Regions from separate parts of the Homo sapiens genome. Here region 1 is linked to region 2. A link is a loop called in an ENCODE intact Hi-C map of the cell type or tissue named here. Cell type or tissue: PC-9. All regions are shown on one strand.

Region 1 (8,000 bases), 250 kb before region 2:
CCCTTACAAGTATAAATGCCTAAGATGGAGACTGGAAGGAACTGTCCCATCAAAGGGAGCGTTCATGGCTTTCAATCTTTCCCCAGCTCTCTCTGGCTTCTTAGCCATTGCCATTTCGCAAATACAGTATAGGGAACAGCAGTTTTATTAGTGTAAGAGAATGTATGAACTACACTCCATTGAGTTACGATAGCTAAGACAGTCATTACACATGGCCCATTTTCTCATTATGCTCTCTCTTAGCATCTCCTCACTTACAATAGGCTAGTCTATCCCTCTTCCTTTTTCTCTGGGGTAGCCTATTCCAGAAGACTTTCAGCCCCTTCCCTTATTTTTCTCAAACCTACCGTATTGCAGCCTCCCAGACACTCTCTTCCCTTCTCTATTGCACTCCTTTAGTCTGTTCTCATGATTTCAGATTTATACTGTTAAATACCAGTCCAGTCTCTGAGCATTCTTTGCTCACTTGTGATAAACCAAACAATCACATTTCTTCCACAGAAGCATCCTGACATTTATCACTCTTCTTTAAGTTTTCATGTTACTCACTGAAATTCTAAAAGCAGTCGCCAAATCCATCTGTGAGGTAATCTTTTCACTGTATTGTATTTTGCTATATTAGTGGTGATGATGAGAAAAGGCCCAATTGTCAGACAGCAGACAGCCAGGTAGAATCCCGGTTCTCTGCTATATACCATTTCTGTGTCCTTGGGTACATTATATAAGCTCTCTGAGCCTGGTTTTTTTTTTTTCCATCTACAAATTGAAGATAGGATAGTCTCTGCCTCACAAGGTAGTTGTGAAAATTAAAAAAGATCCTGTGTGTAAATCTTCAGCACAGTGCCTGGCACACAATAGGTACTTAATAAACATTAGCTACAAAACAAAACTATACCAAATTGTTTTAAAGATTATATCCTTAGCTCCCAATTGCAGTTTGAGGGTTGTCACCCAGATGTACAATTCCATGTTTAGAAATATTTTATGCTAGAGAATGAGAAATATGGTATGTGTCTGTGAATGTAATTTTAATCTCTCCTATACTCACCTGCCTCCATATCTGAAATCAAGTAATAAAGGCCTGCATTTCATATGATGTTGTAAATTAGCACTAGGAAAAATAGAAAGAGGTAGAAATGTAGTCCCTCCCTTCTGAAATCTATCTAGAAAAGAAGGCACACTGCATAGTATTCCATGGTGTATATGTGCCACATTTTCTTAATCCAGTCTATCATTGATGGACATTTGAGTTGGTTCCAAGTCTTTGCTATTGTGAATAGTGCTGCAATAAACATATGTGTGCATGTGCCTTTATAGCAGCATGATTTATAATCCCTTGGGTATATACCCAGTAATGGGATGGCTGGGTCAAATGGTATTTCTAGTTCTAGATCCTTGAGGAATTGCCACAATGTCTTCCACAAAGGTTGAACTAGTTTACAGTCCCATTGAACAGTAAGAACACTTGGACACAGGAAAGGGAACATCACACACCGGGGCCTGTCGTGGGGTTGGGGGAGAGGGGAGGGAAAACATTAGGAGATATACCTAATGTAAATGACAAGTTAATGGGTGCAGCACACCAACATGGCACATGTATACATATGTAACAAACCTGCACGTTGTGCACATGTACCCTAAAACTTAAAGTATAATAACAATAAAAAAAAAAGAAAATGTGAGGCTCAAAAAAAAGAAAAAAAAAAAAAGAAGGCACACAATCGACAAGTAAATAATAGCCACAAGAGAGCCCATTCACAAATCTGTAATACTTGTTGGCTAAATGAGTGGCATAGACAGTTCTTTGAGTTAAGACAATCCCTGCCTGACATGTCCTAGGAAGTATTCAGGGAGTGAGAAGAATTCAAGCTTGGCCTTGAAACACGGGCCTGTTTGGATCAAGTTAGAAAAGTAGAGTGAACATTACCAGCAGTGGAATTTCAGAAAGAGTAGCCCAGAGTCTGGTCAGAATAGAGTATATTCAGTAGAGAGTTATGTTCAGAATTTTGCTGGAGCACAGTAGGAAGATTTTGTACCTACATTCAATGAAAGGCATAATGGGATTAACTTATGTTGAATTCCTGGGTATGGACTTTGACTTTGAATTTCCCATTGTGGTCCATTGAGTATGAGAAAGAAGTTTCATGTGGAGATCTCCTAGCAATTGATAGTGGTTCATTAGAAATCTGTGTTCTTAGGCCATGGGCTCTTAGGCAAACAAAGAATGATTGATTACTAATGTCTACCATGAGGAGTGGGAAAGAGGTGGCCTATATGTTTTAAGTCCACCATGCAGGCAATACAATGTGAATCAATGAGTGCAATTTTAGACAAAAAGTAACATGATAAAAGAGATGTTTTAAAAAAGATCAATTTGGCAACAGATCATTGGATGGACTGCTAAGAGAGACAAAGCAAGAAAACCAGACCTGTTTTGCCAGAACCAGGACAGCAACCATGTAAATAAACATAGAAGAAGGAAGGAATTTAAGAGATTGTAACGGCAATTTGGCCAGGTGTGGTTGTGTGTGCTGGTAGTTCCAGCTTTTTTGGAGGCAGAAGTGAATTTCCTGAGTGCAGGAGTTTGAGGCTGCAGTGAGCTATGATTATGCCTCTGTACTCCAGCCTGGGCTTACAGAGTGAGACCCCATCTCTTAAAAAAAAAAAAAAAAGTAAAGAAAAGAGATTTTATTAAAAGCAAATCAATATACCTAGCACAAATACTAAAGGGTCTTTAAATCAAGTTGAGACATTTTGATTCTTGAGAAGGGTACCATATTGGCTAGGTCTTATAACAGGAAAGCCTGGTTTATTTCATTCATCTATTACCAAGTATTGTCACTTAGCAGAAAGTAAGGGCATTTGAGATGGAGTACAGATAAGCTCAGACAGATAATAGATAAAGAACGATTTGGATGTGGTGCCTTCTAAGTTCAGTGAGTATTTTGGTGAACCTGGTAAAAGTTTGATGGCAAAGCAGGGGCCCACCTAGAGGGAGTCAGTGACCATGGGCAGAAATGGTGGAAGACACTAAGCATAAATCTTGCCTTTGTCATGATTTTGACCAGTAGCTCTGGCCATGGCTTATTTCACCCACTCTTATCTTTCCATTTTGTTTACAATGTGTACAAAATGGCACCATGGCAGTTAAGCCAGAAGCAAAGACACAGGGCTGAAGCCAGATCTAGTTTCAAGGACAGGTAACTCAAAAGACCTCTTGGAGCAAGGGCAGAGGGAAAAGGGACTGTCCCTATAATCATTGACACTGCAAGTTTATTTATTTATTCATTCATTCATTCATTGAGGGACCATTATACATGAAGCTCTGAACTAAAAGCCATTTCAGCCAGGTGCAGTGGCTCATTCCTACAATCCAAACACTTTGGGAAGCTGAGGTGGGAGGATCACTTGAGCCCAGGAGTTTGAGACCAGCTTGGGCAACAAAGTGAGATCCTGTCTCTACAAATAATGATAATAGTAGCCATTTTAAAATTATGAGTAACGTACATATCCTCCAGACACTTACGCTTGACCCAGCAGAAAAGACATGCATATATTAAAATGAAGGAATACAGTGAGAAATGGCAGAGGCCATAAATAGCAAATGTCCCTGCCTTGTATCTAGCCAGTAATAGTCTTGGATATGCTGCTTTCTGGAATGTCATCAGTAAGATATCAGAGGGAAATTCACAAGTTAGGTGAAGGGACGTATGATCTGGGAGACAGGAATAACCACTCACCTAAGTGCTGAATCACAGCGATTCCCCAAAGCTAGACAAAAGGGAAGAACAAATAAGAAGGAGCTGTTTGCAGAAGGACTGGCCCTGACTGGGGCTCCCTTCTCATGGCACAAATATGTTGATTATGTATCTCCAACCAGGCTGAGGGAAAGACGTTTAGAACATTTCCTTAGACAATGGTCCAATTGAGAGGTCACTTCCTGCCACTTTCCATCCCCTGAGGGGGAATCCCATACTGGCTCCCGGTACACAGTGATGGCTGTTGAAAGCCAGGGTTCCGAACAAATGCCTGCTTGCCAGAGTCATAGGCTTCTAACTTTGAGGGTAAGAGATGAATTACACATGAGTATTCATGCTAAAATGTCCACTCAAATATAATGCAATCTGTACAGTTTTTCCATTCACATCGTTGCAAAGTAACTGTCAGTGTTTTCCTATGCTTCGTTTACTCTATATTTTTTCATATCATCTGAAAAACAGAAATTCATTGCTCCCAAATGAGCAACATTTTGAACTCAACCCTGACCCTCACATGTAAAAATCTGTGCCGTTGAAAAGAAACATAAAGTGTTTTGTTGTTTTGTTCTGTCTCTTCCCCTGAAAGCCATCCAAGGGCAGAATCCTGTTGCCTGCATTCACAATGAAGATGACATGGAAAGAACATGGTATTTTAGACAGAGCTTTCAAAAAAATCCATATAAGGGCAAAAAGAAACATTTGATGCTGAATTCTTTCCTAATTTAAGACATTGAGTCCAGTTTTAATTTTTTATTTTTTCGAATAAAGGAATAAGAATTTTAAGGCAAAATGCTCCTGGGATTTCTTGTGTGAGCTGAAAGAAGTGATGAGCAAACATTGTCCAAATCACTGAAGGAATTCCAGACAACCTAAATGTCCCCTTTGTGTGCGTGGTCAGCACCAGCCTGCACAAAAGATCTTGTCCTCTCTGGCACCCTCGTCTTCATCACTTGCGTCTCGGCATAACTCCATACTCTAGAATTTTAAACATATTTGTGTGTTGTTTTGCAACTGCTGCCAAGTTACTTCATAAGAACATTGCATAACCTGATATGATGCTTATCATAGCAGATGATCCGCACTAGAATCACCTGAGGTTTCATTAAAATGCAGATTTCTGGCTGGGTGCAATGGCTCATGCCTGAGATGCCACTACTTTAGTAGGCCAAGGCAGGACGACTGCCTGAGCCCAGGAGTTCAAGACCAGCCTGGGCAATATAACAAGACTTTGTCTCCATACACACACACAAAAATTCTTCAAAAATCAGCTGGGTGCAGTGGCAGGCACCCCTTTAGTTATAGCTACCAAGGAGGCTGAAGTGGGAGGATCGCTTGAGTCCAGGAGTTTGAGGTTGTAATGAGCCACAATCATGCCACTGCACTCCAGCTTGGGCAACAGAGAGAGACCTCAACTCAATTAAAAAAAAAATCCACCCAATGTAGAGTATCTATTTAAGGGGCCTGGGTATCTGCCCTCTAAGAAGACAATCCTGGGGTTTGCAACCACTTTGTAAAGAATGCTGGACTTTGAACTCTAATCTTAGTTCCACCATTAAACGTTCACTGTGGACTTTCAGTCAGTCATTTAAGTTCTGTGCCTCAGTTTTTTCAACTGTTACATAGGGTTATTGTGAGGTAATATATGGAGAAGTACTCATATATATAAAAAAATCATGTATGCACCTGTGAATTCCTTAGTGAGATGATAAACTATGAGACCCAGGAATCTCTTTAGAGTATTTTCCTATTGGCAATGTCATATTTGTAGCTAGATTTCTGTAAATAGCTGATTAATAAACTATATAGCATATTACAAGTGTTAGAAGCATTTGCACCCTGATACCTTGAGAAATTCAATTAGCCCTCAGGAGTCCAGACCAGTATAGGATTTACCTTGGCACCTTTAACACTAACCAGGGTCTTCCCTGGGACTTGCAGTTTAATTAATTATCAGAGTTGTCTCACAAAGTTCATAAGGTGGACATGTAAGGCCTCTTTGCCAATTTATATAACTGCCAACGGAAAAACAACTCATGAAGCCTGATAAGTCAAGTTGCCCTACCCAACAGAAGATTAGAGTAAAAAGTTTTGTTTTTAATTTTAAAAAGTTTTATTCAGGACAGTCTTAATCAGTTTGGGCTGCTATAACAAAAGTATCATAGACTGGGTGGCTTAAACAACAAAAATTTATTTCTCAGTTCTGTAGGCTGGGAAGTTTGAGATCAGCATGCCAGCTGATTCAGCTCCTGGTGAGGGCCCTCTTTGTGATTTTCCTTGCTGTATCCTCACATAGCAGAGAGAGAGGACTCTGGTCCTTTCCTCTTCTTATAAGAGCACTAATCCCATTATAGGGCCCCCCTCATAATCTCACGGAATTTTAAGTACCTCCCAAAGACTTCACCTCCAAATGCCATCACACTGGGGGCATGAATGGGGAGAGGACACAAACAGTCCATAGCAAGGACATTCTTTTATGCTTTCTCATGTCAAATATTTGAGAACTATATGATATCCCTATTTCACAAACAAATAAACTGAATCATAGGGAAGTTAAGTGGCTTGTGATATGTCTGTCTCCAGGAGATGGAAAGACCTGCCAAAGGGTGGAGCTGACTGCATGGGCCTGCAGGGTACCCAGAGAGTGCTGAGGCTGTCAGCTGATGGTCACCACGGTGACTCATTTCTGCTCTGTTCCAGGGCTGACCAACTCTCTTTTTCTGAATGACATATTTATTTCTTTAAATATGTTGTTTTAATTCTGATTTAGGTCAATTGTATTGGCTCTGAAGACGTCTTGTGAAGTCAGTGTTACCTCAAGTTCATTTTATATGGTAAAAGGATGAACTCTTTTTTACATGAATAGTTACACATTTATGATCATGGTTATTAGGAAAATATATATAACCAGTATGTCAAATCCTAATTTCAAAAATAGTATTACAAACATGAGGTTAATAACTTAAAATGATGAATTCATATAAAGTTAATTTAGTGAAAAACATTAAATAATTGTTTAGGTATTACAGAGATATCAACAATTTGTGGAAAAAGTTTACCAATAACAGAAGCTTGGGCTGGGCGTGGTGGCTCACACCTGGAATTGCAGCACTTTGGGAGGCCAAGGCAGGCAGATCACTTGAGGTCAGGAGTTTGAGACCAGCCTGTCCAACATTGTGAAACCCCGTCTCTCCTAAACATACAAAAATTATCCAGGCATGGTGGCGCATGCCTGTAATCTCAGCTACTCAGAGGCTGAGGTAGCAGAATTGCTTGAACCTGGAAGGCAGAGGTTGCAGTGAGGCAAGCTTGCACCACTGCACTCCAGCCTGGGTGACCAGAGTGAGATTCTGTCTCAAAAAAAAAAAAAAAAAGAGAGAGAGAGAAAAGAAAATAACAGAAGCTTGGGAAAGATGGCTTTAAATTGACTTTGTATACCTTTCTCTATTCCACTATGAGTTGACTTTTTAGTTAACTTTGAGAAAAGAATATGCATTTATTTTGAAGTTCTTCAGGGAGTGCCTCAAGGTAGCTTCTTTGAGCCAACAACATATATGACCTCATCTGATTTTAAAATGCTGATTATATGACCCTAAATCACACAAAATATAAAGATAGTAGTAATAGCTCCTTTTATTGACTATTAGCATGAATTTACACACTGTTCTAGTCATTTCATGCATACTATTGTTCATTATCAGAAGAACTCCTGTAAGACAGGTATCGTTATCCCCAATTTACAGGTGTGGAAACTGAGACTGTAAAAATGGAAAACTCCCTACAGCCCCATAACTTACTACATGTCAGTGCAAAAAACCTAAGCAAAGCTGTCACTTCCTTAAGCCCTTGTTCTTTTTCCAATACAAGTTACCTCTCTATATTAAATTTCCTAAAATATATTGCAAAAGTATTTTTAAATGCCTTACATAGTAAAGTTTTGGTGAGTATACTGTACTTGTTGAAAATCCAGAGGCTGTGGGGTGTGTGTGTGTGTGTGTATGTGTACTGAATTGATTCCGTTTTTAACTGGGTCATCTTTGGAGTGGTCTTGTCAACCAACGGTCAATACCTATCCCCAATCAGGGTCAATCAGATTTTCTTTCTTAGAAATCTAAGCTGAAGACTACTTGGCTAAAGAAAAGAGAGAACATGTAAATGTGGATGCTGTGAGAAAGTAGATGGAATGAAGGATGAAGAAGCAGAGAGAATACTGAAGCAGAGGTACACCTAGAAGCAGAGAGGGGA
Region 2 (8,000 bases):
GTGTATTCTGCACTACTCTGAAATTTAACCACCTGGAAGAAGTTATGAATAAGAAAAAAAATTCTCTGTCAATTATTTCTAAAGGTCATAGAGTTAATGACTAGCTGGAAGGTTAATTAGATTCTGAAAACCTCTTCATATCAATTAAATCTCTTATCTTTATGTTTTAGTAAATAAACTGAATAACTATTTAGAGCTACTGTTCTAGGGTAAGAAACGTTGTAAACAGTAAAACTACACAATGGGTGTTTGGGTTTTTTCCTCACATTAAAAAAAAAAATAGTTATAGCAGGCATGGTGGCTCACACCTGTAATCCCAGCACTTTGGGAGGCTGAGACAGGAGGATTACTTGAGCCTAGGAGTTCAAGACCAGCCTGGGCAACATACAGAGACTCCAACTCTACAAAAATAAAAATAAATTAGCTGGATGTGGTGGTGCATACCTGTACTCCTAGCTACGCAGGAGACTGAGGTCAGAGAATCACCTGAGCATGAGAGGTTGAGGCTCCAGTGAGCTGTGATCATGCCACTGTACCCCAGCCTGAGTGACAGAGCAAGACTCTATCTCAAAAAAAAAAAAAGTATTACAAAAAAGTAGATATATGAATTAATAATAGTAACTTATTTTAATAATAGTAACTTATTTTATAATTTCTGAATTACTTTATTTTTCAAAAATAAAAGTGTGCATATTACTATTTAATCATAAACAAGTTCCATCACTATGATGTCAAGGAGGAAACCATTTCATAGAAAAATAGACCAAAGTTACCCTATGCATGAGCTACTACTAATCTAAAGCCAACTTCACTCTCAGTTATTTCAATAGGACATAAGTTTATTGATTGACTCTGTGGTTAGTTCCAGAAACCCAACCCCTTTGAAAGTTACTGTACACATTTGTAAATAAATGGTATATTTAGCACCTATACTATGACAATTATAAACTCATTTGTGTCATGTAAATTTTCTTTGGATAATATAACCAGACTTCAGATGAAAAGACATAGATCTGCATTAATCTGTAAGGTAGCCTAGCCACATGTGGCTATACAAATATAAATATAATTTAAATTACATAAAATTAAAAGTTCAGCTTTTCAGTCTCACTATCCACATTTCAAGCAAGATGTGACTAGTGGCTCCCAAATATAATTGTCCATTATGAAAGAAACCCTCTGTTGGACAGTAAATGACGAAACTGGTGCATCTAGTGTTCTCTTTCATTCAAATAACTGGCATGGGCTGGCCGAGGTGGCTCATGCCTGTAATCCCAGCACTTTGGGAGGCCGAGGCAGGCGGATCATTTGAAGTCAGGAGTTCAAGACCAGCCTGGCCTACATGGTGAAACCTCATCTCTACTAAAAATACAAAAAAAAAAAAAATTAGCCAGGCGTGATGGCACACGCTTGTAATCCCAGCTACTCGGGAGGATGAAGCAGGAGAATTGCTTGAGCCCGGGAGGCGGAGGTTGCAGTAAACTGAGATTGTGCCACTGCACTCCAGCACTCCAGCCTGGGTGACAGAGCGAGACACAGTCTCTAAATAAATAAATAAATAAATAAATAAATAAACAAACAAACAAACTGGCATGATGGTTAATAGATACAGCCCAATAAAGGATATGTAAACTGGAGAGGTTGCACCTGGCTACTTCACCTTCCATTCCTGCAGCAGGCATTTATGACATGCCCACTGTGCGTCAGTCAGGACCTGAGCCAGGGCAGAGAAATCCAACCAGGAAAGTTGAATCACTCAGTTGGCATTTACTCCAAGGAACAGAATATTTGTTAAAGTCTATGTGATTTTGTGGAGAAAGACGAGAAAATGGAGGGATCACTGAAGCTGGAATTGCCCTGAGGAAGAAGAGAAAATGGAAAAGGCACAGGAAAAATGAGTAGTAAGAACGTAGAAATAAGCTAGGTCCCTTGTGAACTTTTCCAACAGGAAAGAAAAGATCATGCGTGCACACGGTTTCTTCTGATTTTTCTTAATTAGTATGTGCGGAATTTTATCTTCATCCAGACTCCATGATTGGTTTTCCTTAACTGTAGTTGTTCTGAATTAATTTCATGTGGGGGAAAAATAAAGCTACAAAGTGATTTTTCTAAAGAATATTGTTGAAGCATTGTTATGAGAGTTCATCTTTCAAATTTTACTTCTAGGATATAGGACTTTAAAAGCTCCACAAATTTGAAGGAAAGATGGAGATTAAAAATTCAGTTCCAGTTACAGCAACATCACACACTCTCATTCTCTAACGGAGGGCGAGTTATGTAACCTTGCTGGGCTTTAGGTTCCTCATGAGTTAATGCTGTCTACCCTGAGCTCCTTACGGGGCTGTCATGAGGATTGCAGGTTATAACAGCTGTCAGAGCCCATTGTCAACCCTTAAGTTTTAAAAAATTAGTTTTATTTTCAAAGTCAAGAGAAAAAGTTCAGAGAAGAAAAAATGCTAACCAAAAGAAAGACAAAAATTCTTAATTTACGACTGCATAGTTTATGCTAATAAGTGTATTATTTATAAGTAAATATTGAATGATTATATAAATAACTGTAGCATTTTACATAAATTAAGAAGATCTAACAAAGGTCAACGAATTGATTTTTTTTTTCTTTTCCACAAGTATTTATTAAGTGTATGTGCAAAGTATGGTGTTCACGGCCCTCCAGGGCCAGTAGCAGTCCATGGTGGACAGAATATACACAGTATTTGTTCTCTCATTCAGTAGATATTGATGGACATGAAGATCATTTGCTAAGCATTCTGCCAGTTACTGGTGATGCATCTGTGATTATGATACCCAATTATCTGAACCATAATAAGATATAGACAAAGTACAGTGGGCTAACAGAGGAGAAGGAAAGCAGTTACAACTGTGAGCACCTGAAAAATCTTACTGTAGATTTCAGATGAAGGCATGGCCTTGAATAAGTAGAATAATTTGATATGCTAAGCCAATCTGAGAACCATTTTTCCCATTTAAACTAAAAGTGAGACTAATAAATGTAGTGATATATGGACATTAAATGCATATATGTATATATATACACACATATATGTAGTATGTATATGTAGCAGCCTTTATTTTTTGTTTTCTGTTAGCACTGGATTTTTTAATGTATGGTTTTTCTATAAACAGATGGTTATAATTTCTAGAGAAATTCCATAGAACACAAATGTTAGAAAAATGCAGTGAATTTCATTGCCTTTAAGCTTAATAAAAGGTTCAACCTTAAAGTTGCATCCCACATCGTTAGTTTAACTTTACAGATGAGATTTTTTTTTCCCCTCTCTAAATTCTAAAACATGATACATCTGGCTGAGAGGCTGGAAAATTGTTACATGCCTGTGCAACATTCTTACAACCTAATCAGTTCTTCAACTTTTCTCGCAGTTTAATCATTGGAGAATGTTCTTTGTTTTTGTAGTCACTGTTTCACATAGTAACAGCTTGTTGTATTTTGGTCTGTTTGCCAGAGGGTAGGTTTATTTTTAAAACCCTGAACTCTGAATTTTTCTTTATTTTTCCAAGATTGAAAGCAGCTGAAATGCCTGGAGTTACAGGTTGAAGGCTGCTTCACAATATGTGGAGGAAGCTTCTTTCCCTCCTCCCTTTGTGTGTGTGTGCTTTTTTTTTAATTTTTCCCTAACAAATGTCTTCTAACTGGTAGTTGTCTAAAAATAGAAAACTGCTTAACTAAAAATAGCCTGGCTCTCAGTCGTGCCAAGGAAAATGGAGAGGAATAGGCGTGGAATAGAAGGCTGAGTAATCCAGTTCTATTCATTCAGAGAAACCTTTGAGAATGCGGGCGATGATAAAGTGCCCTCAAAAAACCACAGGCCCGACTCTCTCTTCAGACTTCTAGGTGCCAATAAACATTTTAGCCCCAGGATACTTTTTTTTTTTTCCTCATAGGTTGTAAACATTTTCTGAAAGACAAGGCTTTGTTTCAGGGAACCTGACAAACTGCCATAAATAACTAACTTTCCTAAGGTCTTAAAAATTCATATTTGTAAGATGTATTTTAAAAGAGAATCTTAAATGAAAGTATTGTAAAATAATGTACGTCGTGTAATAATTAACAGAGGAAACTCTGTTATAATAAAAACCACTTACTGCTTGCAATTAAACTCAAAACTTTAAGGAGTTTCACAGCAAGAAAATTATTCCTGTGACTCATTGTACCTTAAGAGAGCAGCTGACTCATTTTAGTTTAGCTCCCTGAGACATGAAATTCTCTTGTTCAGTCTGTATCCCCTTAACATGCCAACATTTAGTCTCTTTCTTAAAATTATTATTTTCACTCAAGCAGATTTTTACTTTTAATCTTTAAAATGATGTAGAAACTACTTTGAAAAATAGCATTTCTGGAGTAGGATGGCTTTTAGTTTCAACAAATGGAATTCTGAGTAAGTCATAAAAAAATACGTGTGTGTGTGTGTGTGTGTGTGTGTGTGTGTGTGTGTGTATGCCAGTTTTGCAATGGGAATGCTTTTTTTTTCTATTTTGTTTTGCTTAAGTAATCTGTAAACCAGGTCAAACATAGCAACAGGGTGTGGAAATGTCAGCACAGTTCATAGGGTTATACGAGTCTGAGCATTGTTATGTTCAGTTCCTGTAATGCTGCTGGTGATAAGACTCTTGAGACAAAAGACGATAATTGATGGAAAGAGGCTTAAATCATTGCTAGAAGAATCAAGGTCCTTGTATCTGTGTACATCGACTCTTCTGGTCTCCTTCCGTCTTGTAAAGCATTTTGTCGTCTTGCATGTTGGCCCCCTACTGCTCTTTGTAATGGATGCAGACCACAAGTGATTCCTTTATGCAGCATACAGGGTGTAATTGTGTCTGTGTGGTGTATTAGTAATTACCAAGCTGAATTCCCATATTGTATCTTTACTGCAGGCATGGAAAAATAGGACATACAACCCTGCGAAACCATTTTCAACCTAGATAGTGAGCCACTTAGAGCTGTATTCCAGGGACAAAGCCTTTTACATGAATACTTTTTAAACAAAATTTTCATTGTTGAGTCATTTGTACCATGCAGGATAAATTCAGTTTGGGAAATTATTACCTTTGATATTATATTATTCATTTCTGACTCTTCAGCAAAGTCTGTAATATGGAAAATATTGGTTCTTTTTAACTGCTGAAATAAAAAATATTTTTAGATGTAATAGTGATATGAGCTATGGTAACTATGCTAGGCTATCATACAGAAAGAGTACTACGTGAATTACTACATATAATAGATTCTGTAACATTTATAAACATGAAATAATATAGTTATTTTAGTAGCATTTTATCTTAAACAGTTATATGTTATACATAATTTATCAATATTGGCTCAAGCATTGTTAAACTTCAGAAAAAGCTGACAAAAAATTTTGTTACAGTAAACAGATATAAATTATTAATTTCTTTGCTATAAAATTTGCATCCATCCTTTATGTATTATGTAGCTGATATTGATTTGACTACCTCCAAATCATTGTGGATTTGAAATGTCTACAGTATTATCTGTAATAGAAAGCCAAAATAATGCAAGCAGCTTGGCTTAAACAAAAGAAAGTATGCTTATTCTATGCATCAAATGCTTATAATGACAGTTAAGAAATATTAAATAGAAGTGCAAAGAAATTAATACAGCAATTTCATTATCGATTTTCAATGCAGTTAGACTTATATTGCAAATTATTCATTAAAGCATTCAAGATTTTTGTTATATTTTTACCTTCATTTCTGAAAGTGGCCTTCCAGTATGTATATCTTAAAAATTTGCTTCCACTTTTATATGTAGATTTTGTTTTATTCAAGCAATAATTATTAAATTCTTAGGATATACAGAACTTTATATTGATGCCAGGAGAAATACAAGTTTGGAAGACATTGTCTGTGACCTCACAAAACTTACAGTCCAATTAAGGTAGAAAATACATGTGGGAATCAACTGGACAAAACAACGTAATGAGAACTATGGGGTATTTAGAGGGAGGCAACATAGCACAGTGTTGAGGAGCATCAGTTCTGGAGATAGACTGCCTGAGTTCTATATGTCCTTGGGCAAATTACTTAGACTGTCTGTTTTATTTTTTATTTTATTTTATTTTTTTTGAGATGGAGTTTCACTCTTGTTGCCCAGGCTGGAGTGCAATGGCGTGATCTCAGCTCACCGCAACCTCCACCTCCCGGGTTCAAGCAATTCTTCCTCAGCCTCCCGAGTAGCTAGGATTACAGGCATGTGCCACCACGCCCAGCTAAATTTTTTTTGTATTTTTAGTAGAGACAGGGTTTCTCCATGTTGGTCAGGCTGGTCTTGAACTCTCGACTTCAGGTGATCCGCCAGCCTCGGCCTCCCAAAGTGCTGGGATTACAGGCGTGAACCACTGCACCCGGCCAACTCTCTGTTTCTTAATCCCATCGTCTGTAAATAGAGGTTAATAATACTATCTTCTGCTTAGCTGTTATGAGAATTAAATGGATAAACATTTATAAAATGCTTAGAACAGGGTCTGACACTTGGTAAGGTTTACAATAATGATAACGACGACCATGATGGCAGTGCCGCTCCTGATACCATGTCATCAAGCAATAAGTGGTAGAAAGAAGTTTAAAAGGTCAGGACAGGCAGCCATGATTGGTAGTCCTTTTTAGGCTCAAACAAGTCAAATTCAGAAAGATGGATATCAATTGATGAAAAACGTGGGCAAACTTTCAAAAAACCAAGTATGCAAAGAGTCACAAGAAAAAAGAAACAAGGGCATGAAAAGTATTAGCTTGATATGAAGAGAATATTCACATAAATAAAAAGATATAAGAAAGATGGCAATGAAAATGGGAAGAAGAGACAGGGAAATCAAGCACTCTAAATATTTGATGTGGAATTAAATGTGATACAATTGGCATCAGAAAGACACTCCGTGGTCTCGAGCAGTAAATTAGCATAATGACAATTCTTGAGAGAGGTTCCGCTGGAAAAGACAGAAACAGTTGTGAAAAGTGGAAGTGCCAAAATATTTTACGTTTTGTAAGTATGTATATGTGTGTGTGCTAAAAAGCCTGAAAGCTTTCACCAAACTTATATTTTTATTTCATAGGACAAGTTGCTTCAGAAATATTCATATAATTTTAGTTTGCACTAATAAGGTGCACATGCATTTCTGTGACTGAGGACTATTTATCACATACAGTGTATTAAAAAAGCAAATTATAGAGGCCTCAGGAGGTTTTTTGTTGCGTTTGTTGTTTTCGTTTTGCTTGTTTTTATTTTTTTTTTTTTTGAGATGATTTCATGCCCATTGCCCAGGCTTCAATGCAGTGGCACAGCCTTGGCTTACTGCAACCTCCAACTCCTGGGCTCAAGTGATTCTCCTGCCTCAGCCTCCCAAGTGGCTGGGACCACAGGCACATACCACCACACCCAACGAATTTTTGTATTTTTTGTAGAGACAGGATTTTGCCATGTTGCCCAGGCTGTTCGAATTCCTGGGCTCAAGTGATCCTCCCACCTCAGCCTCTCAAGTGCTTGGATTACAGGAGTGAGCCACTGTGCCTGGCCTAGGAGGTTTATTTTAAACTATATAAGCTTCTTTACAGTAAATTGAAACATAAATCAAAATCTTATAAATTTAGAAGTTCCTAATGAAGTAGTGCACTTTTTAATTTTTAGACAGAGTCTCGCTAGGTTGCCTGGGCTCTTCTCAAACTCCTGGGATCAAAAGATCCTCCTTCCTCAGAACATGTGCAGTTTTTTGTTTTGTTTTGTTTTGTTTTTGACAGAGTCTCACTCTGTTGCCCAGGCTGGAGTACAATGGCACGATCTCGGCTCACTGCAACCTCCACCTCCTGGGCTCAAGCAATTCTCCTGCCTCAGTCTCCCGAGTAGCTGGGACTACAGGCATGTGCCACCACACCTGGCTAATTTTTGTATTTTTAGTAGATACGGGGTTTCACCATGTTGGCCAGGCTGGGTCTTGAACTCCTGACCTCAA

Evidence for each region. A loop is a pair of places that touch in the nucleus more often than their neighbours do. Peaks named below come from ENCODE experiments on the same cell type or tissue, not always from the same donor. Only the 100,000 strongest peaks of a DNase experiment are listed, where the experiment ranks them.
Region 1: a loop joins it to region 2, with 6 times the contacts of the local background. A loop is called at or near these places in 2 of 110 quality-filtered maps.

The regions. Positions count from the first base shown.
Region 1 is chr5:89,033,162-89,041,161 of GRCh38, reverse strand. All of the region lies in intron 3 of MEF2C-AS1 (MEF2C antisense RNA 1), which reads right to left. Among named protein-coding and RNA genes, the nearest start is that of MEF2C-AS1, 150 kb to the right of the region's middle. In PC-9, no CTCF peak of the experiment used is centred here; a DNase peak (open chromatin) is centred at 3,881; H3K27ac peaks cover 1,529 bases.
Region 2 is chr5:88,781,754-88,789,753 of GRCh38, reverse strand. The region is part of intron 3 of MEF2C (myocyte enhancer factor 2C); the gene reads left to right. Among named protein-coding and RNA genes, the nearest start is that of GSCAR, 89 kb to the right of the region's middle. In PC-9, no CTCF peak of the experiment used is centred here; DNase peaks (open chromatin) are centred at 3,393, 3,803, 4,193 and 4,613; H3K4me3 peaks cover 2,072 bases; H3K27ac peaks cover 2,455 bases.